Regions from separate parts of the Homo sapiens genome. Here region 2 is linked to region 1. Evidence: chromatin contacts called from ENCODE POLR2A ChIA-PET data. All regions are on one chromosome and are shown on one strand. Each heading gives the region's core, a stretch centred on a gene start or an enhancer-like site at or near the end of the contact. The rest is flanking DNA. Distances are from core to core; before and after follow the strand shown. Region 1 holds the start of LOC124906031 (a long non-coding RNA gene). Region 2 has its middle 39 kb from the start of PARTICL.

Evidence for each region. ChIA-PET counts read pairs that join two places held with the same protein, here RNA polymerase II (POLR2A).
Region 2: POLR2A ChIA-PET joins it to region 1 with 21 read pairs in IMR-90. The contact joins two enhancer-like sites. POLR2A ChIA-PET finds 5 or more read pairs at or near these places in 2 of 52 experiments (IMR-90 and activated CD8-positive, alpha-beta memory T cell).

What each region holds. Positions count from the first base shown.
Region 1 is chr2:85,931,052-85,938,588 of GRCh38, reverse strand. It overlaps LOC124906031 (a long non-coding RNA gene), which reads left to right and starts at 1,038. Exons shown (of 2, transcript XR_007087120.1): 1 at 1,038-1,263; 2 at 3,917-3,961. Within about 2 kb of position 4,353, at least 3 of the 41 ENCODE cell types and tissues checked have a DNase peak (open chromatin) inside an H3K27ac peak, as active enhancers do.
Region 2 is chr2:85,496,384-85,503,920 of GRCh38, reverse strand. No RefSeq gene overlaps it. Among named protein-coding and RNA genes, the nearest start is that of PARTICL, 39 kb to the left of the region's middle. Within about 2 kb of position 4,685, at least 18 of the 41 ENCODE cell types and tissues checked have a DNase peak (open chromatin) inside an H3K27ac peak, as active enhancers do.

The DNA of each region.
Region 1 (7,537 bases), core at 3,104-5,603:
CCAAAAGCAAGCCTGGTACTCATCTTCCAGCATCTAGACTCAGGCTGCCAGTAAGAACATTCCCACGATCACTCCCCTGGCCCCCAGTACAGACTCTCCCTGTCTCAGCTTGTGCTATCTTCCCTGCAGGTCTAGGGATTGAACAATGACTTGAAATTTTGAAAAATAGCACTTTCCCAGCTACAGAAAGAAAACAAAGAGAATAAAAATCCTCATAAATGTATAGGGCCATTTGACTCAGGGAGTCCGATAGCATTGTCCAGGGATCAGGGAAGTGGATAGGGATGAAATAAGCAGCTAGAAACCAGAGATGGAATAAGGGTTTTGTATTGTTAGCAAGGTCAGTGTAGGGTGCTGAGCATGAGTCTGAGGCAGTGTCCATATCCAATGGGAGAGAGCACAGCTCTCAACTGAGAACTGGCAAATGCCATATTTGCTATGCCTGCTTGAATGTCTTTTTTTTTTTTTTTTTTTTTTTGAGACTGAGTCTTGCTCTGTCACCCAGGCTGGAGTGTAGTGGCACGATTTTGGCTTGTTTCAGCTCATTGCAACCTCTGCCTCCCAGGTTCAAGTGATTCTCCTGTCTTAGCCTCCTGAATAACTGGGATTACAGGTGCCTGCCACCATGCCCAGCTAATTTTTTGTATTTTTAGTAGAGTCAGAGTTTCAACATGTTGGCCAGGCTGGTCTCGAACTCCTGGCCTCAAGTGATCCACCTGCCTCAGTGTCCCAAAGGGCTGGGATTACAGGTGTAAGCCACTGCATCCAGCCGAATATCTTGCTTTCATTGAGAAAGGCATATTAATGGGGGAAAGTTATTGGCTGTAGTTTATGTCATTTATACAGGGTTAGGACAGAGGTCATCTTATCCTTATTGGCACACACAGTGGGAAAGGGTGCACATCCAGGTGCATGTGGGCCTATGTCACCAGATTTCCACCACACCCACCTCCCCATTGTCCCGTAACACTTGGCCACTGTCTCATCTTTCCCAGTTCTCCCATCCTGGTTGGCTCAGTAGATTAGTTGATTCTCTTTTCAGGTGCCGTCTTTGAATTTTCCACACTCTTGGCGCATGCGCCTCAGCTCCTTGGATATCACCCTGACATTGAGCCCCTGGTGCTGTGCTTGGGACTGAGGGTAAATGACACAGTCAGTGTCCCCAACCCCACCGCATGGCAAAACAAATGCTGACACTTCTAATTGCCTTTTGTCAGCCGGGGAAGTGTTGAATATTACCAGGATTTCAGGCAAAATGACTGGGTAAGAGATGACTTGATACCTGACTTAAAAGAGGACACCCTGATGGGCAGAGCCCCAACTCTGACTTTGCTCTGGCTTGAGACAGTCCTCAGACAGTTCTCTTGGGTGAGGCTGCCAGATAAAACACAGGATGCCTAGTTAAATTTTAATTTCAAATAAACACGGATTTCTTTTTTAGTATAAGCAGGCCCCATTTAGCACAAGTATGTCCTATATTTTTATTTGCTAAATCTAGCAACCCTACTCGCGAGCTAATATTGGGTCGGTCACCAAGTGTACCTGACACCTTGCCGTGGGCCAGGGCTGGGCAAGAGTCAGCTCCCACCTCCCCGTGCCCCGCTACCAGCCCCGACCAGACCTGACTGCACATGCGCACTGAGCAGTACACGCCTGTGTTGAGGCCCCACGGAAGGATACCGGGAGAATGGGCGCAGTTCTCTGGCTTCTGCATGGGGAGGGCCTCCACCTCTGTCAAGGTCCTTGTGGTGGGACTTTCCACAACTGGGTTTGCGGTACTGCCAGGCAGCTAAAGAGAGTGATCAGCAGACATAGGTTTGAAGATTACCCCAAAGGCATTGCGCAAGGTCCGGCCTGGTACACCAGAACACGGCAGCAGCTGGCGCAGCCGGGCACCGAGGAGGGACCTCCCACTCCTGCCCCTTCCCGCGTGCTCTGAGTGACCCTGGGATAGAGAGAGAGGGAGAGGAGAGCCCTTGCTTCTTCCCACCCCCAGCCCACTGGCCACTCAGGAGGAACCCTGAGATGGGGTCAGAACAGGGCTAAGTGGACTCTCTTTGTTCTGCAAGTTTCCTGTGACGCAGCCCCAGCCACACCCTTCTCCCAGGGAAAGTGTCTCGTCCCGCCTGCCTTCCTAACAGGGACCCTTCTTCTGCCACTGGCCTTCCCTGTCTACCTACATGGCTGATGATTTTCATTCCTTATGAAAATAAAGCTGGCTTTAACTTATTTGTAATGTGCACACTTGATGCACAGATTCTAATAATGCCATCCTCCAATAAAAGAAACCAGGGCTCCTTGGAAATGGCCACTAAAGAAAAAAACAAAAACAAAAACAAACAAACAAACAAAAAAAGCCTTTAGACACTTAAAGTTAGTATTATTCAGAGTCTTACAGAGGAATCCAACCCCAGAGGGGTCCTTCAGAGCGTTTCTGTTAGACTGCTCCAAAGCAGTATTTCAGCCCACAGCTTATATACGGGTGATGGAGGTTCTCTGCTTGTGTTCAGAAGTCACATTACAGCAAAATCTCATCAAAGTTTGGGTGGGTAGATTACAGAGGCACAATCATTAATCTTGTCAGATGTTATCAGGCTCATTCCCAGGAAGTTACCTCTCTTGGCAGGGGAAAAGAATCTTCTTATTGCAGGCAGGCCAGATTGCTAGCAGCATGGGGTAGGTCACAACACAAGGCTGCATGCCATTCTCCTGAATAATGATTCATCTCTTGTCAGTGGGCGACCAGTACTGTGGCTTTAGCCATTGAAGAATAGTTGTCCAATTTTGAAGAATTTAGGTAGAGAGAAAGGTAAATGTTTTAATTTTGTTCACAAAAGTAAACTTTATCCAATTGTTGTAAGATAAAAATAGCTCAAAAGAAAAGAAGCATTCTTCACTTTGGAAAACAAAATATAAATAGAATCAGCAATGTTTCAAACAGAAGTCATAAAAATCACTGTAACCTTCCATCAGTTCAGCCCCATGAAAATCGTTTTAGTTCTCCATCAGTTCAGTCCCATGTAATTCTTGTTCTGATTGTTGTTTGGCAATCTTCGTAAATGCTCTCATTAGAGTTCTGGAATTTTTTGTTTAGTCCATTGATCTTAAAGTTACTAGACATCTGTGTTCAAGAGTACTTGTTAAGGCCAGTCACAGTGGCTCACATCTGTAATCCCAGAACTTTAAGAGGCCAAAGTGGGCAGATCACTTGAGGTCAGGAGTTCGAGACCAGCCTGGTGAAATCCTGTCTGTACTAAAAATACAAAAAAATTAGGCAGGCATGGTGGTGCACGCCTGTAATCCTAGCTACTTGGGAGGCCGACACATAAGACTTGTTTGAACCGGGGAGGTGGAGGTTGCAGTGAGCTGAGATCTCACCACTGCACTCCAGCCTGGGTGACAAAGCCAGACTCTGTCTCAAAAAAAAAAAAAAAAAAAAAAAAAAGAGTACTTAGAGAATAATTCAAAACAATAACTGTGGATGACAAAAACTTATAATAGCCATGGTTAAAATCTGATGAAAGTTCTCAATTGAAGAAAATGTAGTTCTTTCTATTACATATAGTATTTTAAGATAACAACCAGAATGATGACAGACAGTGGCCCATCAGGACCATCAGACTTTTATAAATTTTATTTACTCTTTAGAATGCTCACATTAATAACATCCATACTTTGGAAATGTAACTTTGGAAAACATTTAACATTACAATCAAAATTATTTGACAGATAACATATTAGAATATTTTTGAATTTATATAATTATAGAACATTTATATCAATAACATACCCATAAATATAACTGGAAGACCTAGTATCATTTATGATTTGATAATGCTTTCCTTATAATTTACCAAATAAGTCTAATCATTTAACATCTGTGCAAGATGACAGATGCTTTTTTTTTTTTTTTTAGGTTTTTCAGCAACCCCAACTGGAAAATCTCAAAGTTATGTGAAGCCAAAAAAAAAAAAAACCAATTAATTTAGGGTTTTGATCCTGGGGAAACCTGCCAAAGATGTCAAAAGGTTAAAAACATTTAATTGAAACAGAATTGCCGGTCATTGTTAAGTAATAATCATTTAGAAGTTACATTCGGGCAAAATCTCATCAAAGTTTGGGTGTAAGAGTACATCTGGTTATAGATTACAGAAGCATAATTCTTCATCCTGTCATTGTCTTATGTACAGGAAAAGGCAAGGGCTAGAATCATTGAACTTATCTTTTCTAAAAATGTGGTAATCAGGCAAGAGATGTGGGAACCTATTCTCTATCCTGCTTATCATGGTCAAAGCATTCTTCTAGAGGGCTGTGCTCAGTCACTGAGTCAGAGGTTTCTGAACGAGCAGAAGGAGCAAACGTGGCTTTTTTTTTTTTTTTTTTTGACGGTCTTACTCTGTGGCACAGGCTGAAGTGCAGTGGTGTGATCATGGCTCACTGCAGCCTTGAACTCTGAGATCAAGTGATCCTTTCACCTCAGCCTCCTGGGTAGCTGGGACTACAGGCGCATGCCACCAAGCCTGGCTAATTTTGTTTTTTATATATAAGTTTTTGTGCAGAGCAGTGGTTTCACCATGTAACCCAGGCTGGTTTGGAACTCCTGGACTCAAGTGATCCTCCCTCTTTACAGCAAGGGCCAACTATGTGACTAGTCAGAGGCAGATGTTCGCTATTTTTTCTCATAAAGGAAAGATTGATTTTAGGACAGGCAGGAAATGTACAAGATGAGATGAGCCTGGAGCATCATGTAGTGCCAGAAAGTAAGGAAGTGTTTTATACACACACACACACACACACACACACACACACCAACTCACATTGATGGGAAGAGGTCAAAGGAGCACAGGAGCCAATTGAAAGAGCTCCTAAAGGCCAAAGCTGGAACAATTTGAGCAACAAAATAAAGTAATATGGGACTATAACCCAAAGTGTGAGATAAATATTTATGAGTTATACTAATAAAAATAAATGATTGAATTTTAAAATGGAGAAGTGACAGATCTCCCAGTAGAAAAGTCTAAATAACTTATGTAGATAGTTCATCCTCAAGAAGGTAGAGGATAACTCTCGCCTCCTCCATGTGGGCTCTGCATAGTGACTTCCTTCAAAGCATACATGTGTGTGAAAGAGGAAAACAAGAATAACTACAGTGGAGAAACTTCACAAACACTACTTCAGCCAGGTGATCAAGGTTAACATCAAGTGATAAGTAATGCTAATAGTATGCACTCTTGATATGATGTGACGAGAATGGCCCTTTACCTCTGTAGTCTTTCTCCGAATAACCCGTAACCACAGTCTAATCATGAGAAAAACATCAGACAAATCCCAATGGAGGGGTAATCCACAATCTACCTGAAAAGTACTCCTCAAAACTGTTGGCTGGGAGCGGTGGCTCATGCCTGTAATCTCAGCATTTTGGGAGGCCGAGGCAGGTGGATCACTTGAGCCCAGGAGTTCGAGACCAGCCTGGCCAACATGGTGAAACCCCGTCTCTACAAAAAATACAAAAATTAGCCAGGTGTGGTGGCATGCACCTGTAATCCCAGCTACTTGGGAGGCTGAGGTATGAGAATCGCTTAAACCCAGAGGCAGAGGTTGCAGTAAGCTGAAATCACTCCATTGCTCTCTAGCCTGGGTGACAGAGTGAGACACTGTCTCAAAAAAAAAAAAAAAAGAAAAAAGAGAATAAAAATTTAAAAAAAAATTTAACTGTCAGCATCATCAAAAACAAGAAAAAGACAAGGAAAGCCTAAAGAAACATGACAACTAAATGTAATCTGATATTCTGGATGGAATCTTAGTACAGAAAAGGGACATTAGGTAACAACTAAAGGAAATCTGAGGCTGGGGGCAGTGGCTCACGCCTGTGATCTCAGCATTTGGAAGGCTAAGGTGGGTGAATCTCTTGAGCCCAGGAGTTCAAGACCAGCCTGGACAACATGGTGAAACCCTGTCTATACAAAAAATACAAAAATTAGCAGGATGTGGTGATGCATGCCCGTAGTCCCAGCTACACGGTAGGCTAAGGTGGGAGGATCGTTTGAGCCCAGGAAGTTGAGGCTGCAGTTACCTGTGATCACACAACTGCATTTGAGCGACAGCAAGACCCTGTCTCAAAAACAACGATAAAACTGAATGAAGCATGTACCTTAGTTAATAATGCATCAATATTTGTTCATTAATTGTGACAAATGTATCATGTTAATATAAGTTGTTGATAATAGGGAAAGCTGGGAGTGGAGTATATAGGAATTTTGCACCATCTTTTCAAGTTTTCTGTAAATACAAAACTATTCTAAAATGAAAGGGTTATTTTTTAAAAAAGACAAAGGTAGGGGGAAGCTGGCTTTATTGAGTTTTCTGATTATGAAAATAAATATGCAAATTCAAGCAATACAGAAAATACAAAAGCAAAAGTAGCAATTACTTGAAATCTTAGCCTGCCTTTAACATTTTGGTAACTCCTCCCAGTCTGTGTCTAATGTCCACAGAGTTGAATGTGAAAATTTTTATGTAAATCAGATCCTACATGAATTGCTATCCTATCACCTGGTTTTTTCTCCACACAACAAAACATTTGTGTGTATTTAAAGGTTATCTTTAAATGCTAGTATAGAGCTACCTCATTATTTTAATAGTTTATAGTATTCTATAATATTATAATCCACCTGAGAAAGCTTATTTGCCATTTAAGTGTGTTTATTTTCTCCTCTGAAAAACACTGCATTCACATGCATATACAAACATCCTTGAACCTGTCCTTTGGTATTCATGGGGGCTTGGATCCAGGACCTCTCATGGATACCAATATTCCTGGATCTTCAAGTCCCTGATATAGAGTAGCAAAGTATTTGCATATAACCTATGCACATCCTCCAGTGTACTTTAATTCATCTCTAAATTACTTATAATGGCTAGTACAATGTAAATTCTATGTAAATTGTTGTTATACTGTATTGTTTAGGAAATTACAAGAAAAGAAGTCTGAATATGTTCAGAACAGACACAGTTTTTGTTTGTTTGTTTGTTTGTTTGTTTGTTTTTGAGGCAGTCTCGCTCTTTTGCCCAGGCTGGAATGCAGTGGCACAATTTTGGCTCACTGCAACTTCCACCTCCCCAGTTCAAGTGATTCTCTTGCCTCAGCCTCCCGAGTAGCTGGGACTATAGGCGTGTGCCACCACGCCCGGCTAATTTTTTGTGTGTTTGTTTTTTTTTAGTAGAGATGGGGTTTAACCATGTTAGCCAGATGATCTCAATTTCTTGACCTTGTGATCCACCCACCTCGGCCTCCAAAAGTGCTGAGATTACAGGCATGAGCCACTGTGCCTGGCCACAGTTTTTTTTTTTTTTAAGTGAATGTTTTTGATCTGAGATTGGCTGAATCTACAGATGCAGAACCCATGGATCTGGACAGCCGACTGTACTTACATAAACTCCTGGATCTGGAGAGCCAACTGAACTTACATAAATTCCTGGATCAGGGAATGAACATTTACTATCTTGGTAGAGATTGCCAGGTAGCCTACAGAAGCAT
Region 2 (7,537 bases), core at 3,436-5,935, 440 kb after region 1:
TCAGAGGCCAGTAGCGCCCATGCCTTGGCTGAGTGAAGGGTAGAACCAGATATATTTACGTAGAAGTGGCTGGCAAAAAGTGAAGCCCCGATGGTGATCTGTGTTATTAGCTTGGGCTTCTAATTTCTAATGTCTCGTACTTCCTGCCAGTGCTCCGTACCCACGTGTGTGAAAACCTCTGTGCAGAACGGCTTGCCAGGGACCAGTGTGGATGCCAGGCCCTGGGTGGCCAGCTGAGGCAATTGGTTGACTAGCACAGTAGTTTCAGAGCAAGCTCCTGCCTACCAGAGTTCTCACGCGCCCCTCTAGAAGAAGGTGTTCCACGCCCTGAGGCAGAATCTGTGGCGTTAAAAGGCGCCCCTGGTTCAGACACTGCTCAGGGGCAGCAGAGAACAGGGCAGGACACGCGATTCACCACTACTAGGGCGGGGTCGGTGAAGACTCACCTTCAGAGAAGCCTCAGCTCAGGTGGCCAGATCCATTTCTCTGGGCATCTCAGCCTCTCCCTGTGACCAGGCCCCTCTGCTCCGTGGGTGCTACGAAGGGCGTGGACAGAGCCAGAAGCAAGGGCCAAAGTCTTCTCTGAGTTGTCAAGATGGACTTGGACTCTGGCTCTGGCTCTGGCTGTGGTCCTCATCTGTGTGCTCCCTGTTAGTCCCCCAAGGGGGTGCAGTGTAGCAGTCAATGTCAACTCAATTCCACAATCATTTATTATATTTCAGCTGCCAGGTAGTTTATCTGTAGCAGGAAATTGATAAGGCATGAACCCTTCCTTCAGAGATATTGAATCTATTATGTGTGTGTTTAGGGGTGGGTGTATTAGTGTGAGTGTGAGTGTGTGTGTGTGCATTAACTCACACATGCTGTGGAGGCAGCCTGGGATATTAGCAGGAAGAGTCCTGAGCTAGAGTGAGAAGGCCTTGTCCCAAGTCCTGACTACTTAGCCTACTCCCTGTGGGCCTTTGGGTCAGACACGTGTCCTCTCAAAGTGTTGGCTTCTGCTACTGCTCAATGGGGATAGTGAAGCTTCCCTGGCTGCATCAGGGGGTTTGTTGGGAGGATCAGTTGGGGCAATAAGTGGTAAAGTATTTAATGCGCACAGGAAGTTGTATGCTCATGAACGTTGGCAGCATGTATGTGAGTGCAAAAACAGATAATTATCAGCATGAGCCAAAAAAAAAAAAAAAAAAATCAGGCTAAAATCAAAGAAGGGACACCAATGGGATCAAGAAGAGAAGGTCCAGAAAAGAATGCAGATGTTACTCCAAATGCATCTCTGTGTGTTCATATTGGCTGATGTAGGGGTGTGCACTGCCTGGACTACTGAAGTCCCAGCCCTCCAGAGTCCTCCTAGATCTCTGGTAATGCAAGAAGAATGTCCCTCCCTACTCTGGGGAGGCTGCTTCCTCCCCAGGTCAAAGCCATTGTTATTATCGGCTACAGATATTAGTGAGCACACTGGGCTACAAGGGGGACTAACATTTATGAAGTACCCAGTACTATGTGCACAACACGGTGCAAACCTTTCTTTTTGGGCAGCCAGGATGGAGTGCAGTGGTGCAATCAGGGCTCACAGCAGCCTCGAACTCCTAGGCCCAAGTGATCCTCCCATCTCAGCCTCCTGAGTAACTAGGACTACAGGCATGCATCACCATGCATGGCTGATTTTTTTTTTTTTGAAACGGAGTTTCACTCTTGTTGCCCAGGCTGGAGTGCAATGGTGCGATCTCAGCTCACTGCAACCTCCACCTCCCGGGTTCAAGCGATTCTCCTGCCTCAGCCTCCCAAGTAGCTGAGATTACAGCCATGAACCACCATGCCCAGCTAATTTTGTAGTTTTAGTAGAGATGAGGTTTCTCCATATTGGTCAAGCTGGTCTCGAACTTCCGACCTCAGGTGATTGGCCTGCCTCGGCCTCCCAGGTAGCTGGGAGGCATGAGCCACCATGCCCGGCCAAGGCTAATTTTAAATTTTTTTAAATTTGAAACCCTCCCCCTTGCCCCAGTTTTAAATTTGTTTGTAGGGACTGGGTCTCACTGTGTTGCCCAGGCTAGTCTTAAACTCCTGGCCTCAAGTGATCCTCCTGTCTTGACCTCACAAAGTGTTGGGACTACAGGCATGAGCCACCACGCCTGGCCGGCAAACATCTTATAGTACTCTGCAAGATAGGTATTGCTATCTTCATTTTATACAATAATAATAAATAACACTTACTAAGTTAAATAATACAAAATATGTAACACGTACTAATGCATTTAATCCTCGCAGTGGCCTTGTGAGGAAAGTACTACTATTATTCATCTCCACTTTTTGGAGGAGGAAGCTAAGGCAACTGAGGTTAACTAACTTCCTCAAGGTCACACAACTAATAAACGGCTGTGGTCAACTGCCTTTTCCTCTCGGAGTAATTCTCTGCCTTTCTGAGCCTTTGTGCTATATCACAGAGAACTGCGTTTCCCAGGCTCCCTTGCTCTCTGGCTTCCAGGTTGGTTCAGCCAATGGAAAGCTGGGAGAGAGGGAGGAGGTGGAGAGAAGCCAAGGTATCTCTCTCTCTTTCTCTTCTTCCTGTAGTGTCTCTGGCAACAGTTATGTCCTTAGGTGGCTCTCACATCTACTCTACAGGCCCTCCCTCCATGATCTCAGCTCCCATCAGGCAGCCTCTATGGGGTTTCAGATCCCACCAGATGGCCCCCACTCTGGGCTCTAGCTGCACTACCTCCTCCTACGTAACTCCCTGTATAGTAGCGTCTTGTGCTTCCATTAGACTTCTCAGTCCTTCCATTTCCAGTGCTGCCAATTCCCTGTATTAAATTCCTTCTGCCAGAGAGACCTAGAAGACTCTGTTTCCCTGGGTGGACCCTTACTTGTACCCAGACAATATGGCTGCAGAGCCCACAATCTTAACCTTTTCAGGTGAGAAAATAGACACAGACTTATATAACTTGCTCTAGGTTGCAAAACTAAAGTATAAAACAACCAAGAAAAATTTGGAAAATCAGAAAAACAAGAGGATGTCCTTTTAGATATCAAAAGATACCTTGAAGCTATAAGAATAAAAACAATGTGGTGCTGACCCTGAATCAGTGGAATAAATCAATGGAACAGAATCCAATTCAGAAACAACTATGGGAATAGAAGAATATTTTCTTCTTAAAGGGGGCATTTCAAAGAAGTGGAGAAATGCTATTAGAGGGATTAAGCCATTAATTTGGGGGAGAGTCCCAGAATAAATTTCAAATGGATTGAAGAGTTAAGCAACATGAAAGTACCAGAAATAAATAAAGAAGAACTAAGTCTTGGGATTAGGAAACTTCTTTCCAAGCAAGACTGAAAAACCAAAAGCCATAAAGGATAAAGCTGACAAATGTATAATTTACATGACAATTTAAAATGTTTGGTAGAGGAAAGAACCCAAAGCTCTAAAGAAATCTGTGCCTAGCTGGCTTTGTTTGAGATCTCCACTGTCCTCTGAAAATGGGGAAGGAAACTGAGACCGATTTCTTGGGTGCTCTTGCTGTTACTGCAATTCTAGCCCTTCCCCCAGCTCGAGGCACAAGGAGACGCTTCACAAAGCGAGAACCTGCCTGCTCCTTCATGCACAGTTTTCATTCGGTGCTAAAGCTGCAAAAATGAGATAAGCTGAAGCCAAAAGGTATTTGGAAAGTGGAGATGAATAGGTCAGGAACTCTGTACTCTTTTTAAAGAACGTTATCTATTTGGCCTACTTATTCTTTGGTCATGAGTGCTTGAGGGAAGGCAAGGACGACAGGACAAAGAAGACTGGGAATAACTGAAAACCTGGGCCTCAAAAGCAGTAGGGGAGAGGTGATATCTCCAGAGCAGCAGGACAGGCGAATGGAGCATTTGGTTCTCAATTCGTTTATATTAGTAAGTATGAGACCTTTCCTCTTACACGTTTTGTTTTTGTTTTATTTTTTCAGATAGAGTCTTGCTTTGTTGCCCAGGCTGGAGTGCAATGGCACGATCTCGGCTCACTGCAACCTCCTCCTCTTGGGTTCAAGTGATTCTCCTGCCTCAGCCTCCCAAGTAGCTGGGATTACAGGCGCCTGCCACCACGCCTGGCTAATTTTTGTATTTTTAATAGAGATGGGGTTTCTCCATGCTGGTCAGGCTGGTCTCAAACTCCTGACCTCAGGTGATCCACTCGCCTTGGCCTCCCAAAGTGCTGGGATTATAGGCATGAGCCACGGCGCCCAGCCTCTTACACATGTTAAAAGAAAATTTTATTTATTTTTTTGAGACAGAGTCTCCCTCTGTCGCCCAGGCTGGAGTGGAGTGGCGCGATCTCGGCTCACTGCAACCCCCGCCTCCCGGGTTCAAGTGTTTCTCTTGCCTCAGCCTCCTAAGTAGCTGGAATTACAGGCACCACCACCATATCCAGCTGATTTTTGTATTTTTAGTAGAGACAGGGTTTCACCATGTTGGCCAGGCTGGTCTTGAACTTCTGACCTCAGGTGATCCACCCGCCTGGGATTACAGGCATGAGCCACCATGCCCAGCCAGAAAAATTTTAGACATATTAAAGTTAACAGAGTTTAATTGAGCAAAGAATGATTCATGAATCCGGTAACTCCCTGAACCAGAGGGACTCTGATGCTGCCATGTGGTCAGAGAGGAATTTATGGACAGGAAAAGGAAAATGGGCTGGGCGTGGTGACTCACGCCTCTAATCCCTGCACTTTGGCAGGCCAAGGAGAGCGGATCATTTGAGCCCAGGAGTTCAAGACCAGCTTGGGCAGTATGTTGAAACCCTGTCTCTACAAAAAAATACAAAAATTAGCCAGGCGTGGTGGTGTGCACCTATAGTTCTGGCTAATCAGGAGGGTGAGGTGGGAGGATGACTCGAGGCCAGGAGGTGGTGGTTGCAGTGAGCCACGATCATCCCACTGCACTCCAGTCTGGGGGATGATAGAGCAGGACTTGGTCTCAAACAAAACAAAACAAAACAAAAACAAAAAAAGGAAAATGACATACAGAAAATGGAAGTCAGGCTGGGCGTGGTGGCTTATGCCTGTAATCCCAGCAGTTTGGGAGGCCAAGGTGGGTGGATCACTTGAGGTCGGGAGTTTGAGACCAGGCTGGCCAGATGGTGAAACCCCTTCTCTACTAAAAATACAAAAATTAGCCGGGTGTGGTGGCGCACATCTGTAATCCCAGCTACTCAGGAGGCCAAGGCAAGAGAATCTCTTGAACCTGGGAGGTGGAGGTTGCAGTGAGCCAAGATTGCACCACTGCTCTCCAGCCTGGACAACAGAGTAAGATTTCGTCTCGAAATAGATAAATAAGTAAATAAATAAAATTAAAAAAGAAAATGGAAGTGATGTATAGAAATAGCCATATTGGTTACAGATCGGTGTTTATTTTATTTGAACATAGTTTGAACAGTTGACCACCTGTGATTTGCTAAAACTCAGTGATTGGTACTGTCTGTTTACACATCCAGTTAGGTTACAGTTTAATATGTTTACAGACTAAACTTAAAATATGTAAGCAGGCAGCTTTAGGCTAAACTTAATTGAACAATTTCTTCCTTTTAGTCAACCTCTTAAAATGAAGAGGTTGACCAAACTTTATGTATTGCTGTCACTTTGTCACCATAGCAAATAGACTTACTTGGTTTCAAATCCCACTGAGAAATAGTGGAACACTGTGTTTTATAAGGTGGAAACGAGGAATTTAGATTCCCTTTTTGTAAAGGGTAGAGCAGAGACGACTTCCTTATTATACTATAATCCCCTCTTTTCTGGAGAAAAAAAATCTGGTCTCTTTGGGGATCCATATGCTTCCTTAAAGTTTTAGTTTGATTGTGCTGCATTTAGCATGAGTTGACTCCATTTGGTTAGATCCAATCTAGTCTGTTGGGGCCTAGTGCATGAGTTCAGTCCAAAACAATGGCCTCCCATAATTTTGTTGAACAATTCTCCCCTTTTGATCATGTTGTCACTTAAGTGAGAGTGTGACCAAAACATCGCTAATTGCTACTCTCAGTTATGATCATTTTGGGTTTCTGGTCTCAACATGTCTTTCATAGGTTATAGTGTCCTCATGATTATGTATTTCTTTGAGATTTTGTCATCCCAGTTGAAGAGAGACCATTTGACATTCTATGCATGGCTGCATTAAACATTTACAATTTTTGAGAGGATATATTTCACCAGGGAGATGACTATTATGACTACCAGAAGGACAATACCAAGAGTTTGGAGTATGCTGCTTAGCCAGGGTCCCCATGAACTGAACCAACTAAAATTAAATAGATTAAAGAATAAGCTTGATAAATGGTCTACGAGTTTCGACCAAGCAGCCAGTTTTTTAATCCCCTGCAAATGAATCTCTATAGTACCTGACATATTCATCCATGTGCAACAAGAAGTGTCAGCAATTGGCTGGGCATGGTGGCTTACACCTATAACCCAGCACTTTGGGAGGCCCAGGCAAGAGGATTGTTTGAGCCCAGGAGTTCGAAACCAGCTCGGGCAACGTAGTGAGATCCTGTCTCTCTCTCTCTCCTCTCTCTCTCTCTCTCTCTCTCTCTCTCTCTCTCTCTCTCTCTCTCTGTGTGTGTGTGTGTGTGTGTGTATGTATATATATATATATATATGTAGTCAGCAACTGCACAGATTCTTCTCTGTTCAGCCAGTAAGTAGCCTAGAGCAGTTCTATTATGTAGCACAACTTTAGCAAAAAGTTTAAAGAAGTCTTTAGCATAGTGTTTATAGTTGAATCTGCTATAGAGTCTACTATGAGGGACAAATTTCTAATCATTGCCTCATTTACCCCAAATCATGGAAAAAGCAACCTAACGAATTATGCCCATTCAGAAGGGTGAAGGCCTCCTGGCAACGTTTGCTTCAACCTATAATGTAGGTTAAAAGAAATAGACCAATGTTCTGTTTCTGACTGATTATGGAGCTACAAAGGTACCGTGAAAATTCCTCACCCACTTTGGCCCTTCATCTTCTATCCATCAAGGCATAAGGTTGCTCATGCATAAGGTTAGCGGTGAAATCCTCCACAAATAAAAGTATACCCCATGGGTCCACACAAGACTTTTTCTAGTTCTAGTCTTCATAAAGGCATAAGCGAGGAAAAAATTAAGAGAGGTAAGAGTCTCATGATGGCAAAGAAGTCTTGATCTGTCATCTTGAGAAAGCTTTCCACATCTAGGATTCCATCTGCTTCTGGTGAGAAACTTCCCTGGTTAGCTTTATCTTGAGGTCTCCAACAGATATACAGTTCTAAGAGTCTGGAGGGGCCCTTCTGAGTTGTGAGATTACAGACCCAAGGTTCAAAGTCCTAAAGTTTTGCTGCAGTGTGGGTGGCAAGGTGTGTTGTTTCTAGAAGACCCAATCTCTATGTTCTTGATCATGAAGGATTTAATTGTCCTCAGTCAGTGGATCATGAAAACCTTCCTTACCTGGTGAAAATGCACTTTGGCATAATGCATTAAAGCCACAGTTAGCCATATCAAAGTTTAGGAGCAGAAGATACATGAGTTTTTGTTTTGTTTTGTTTT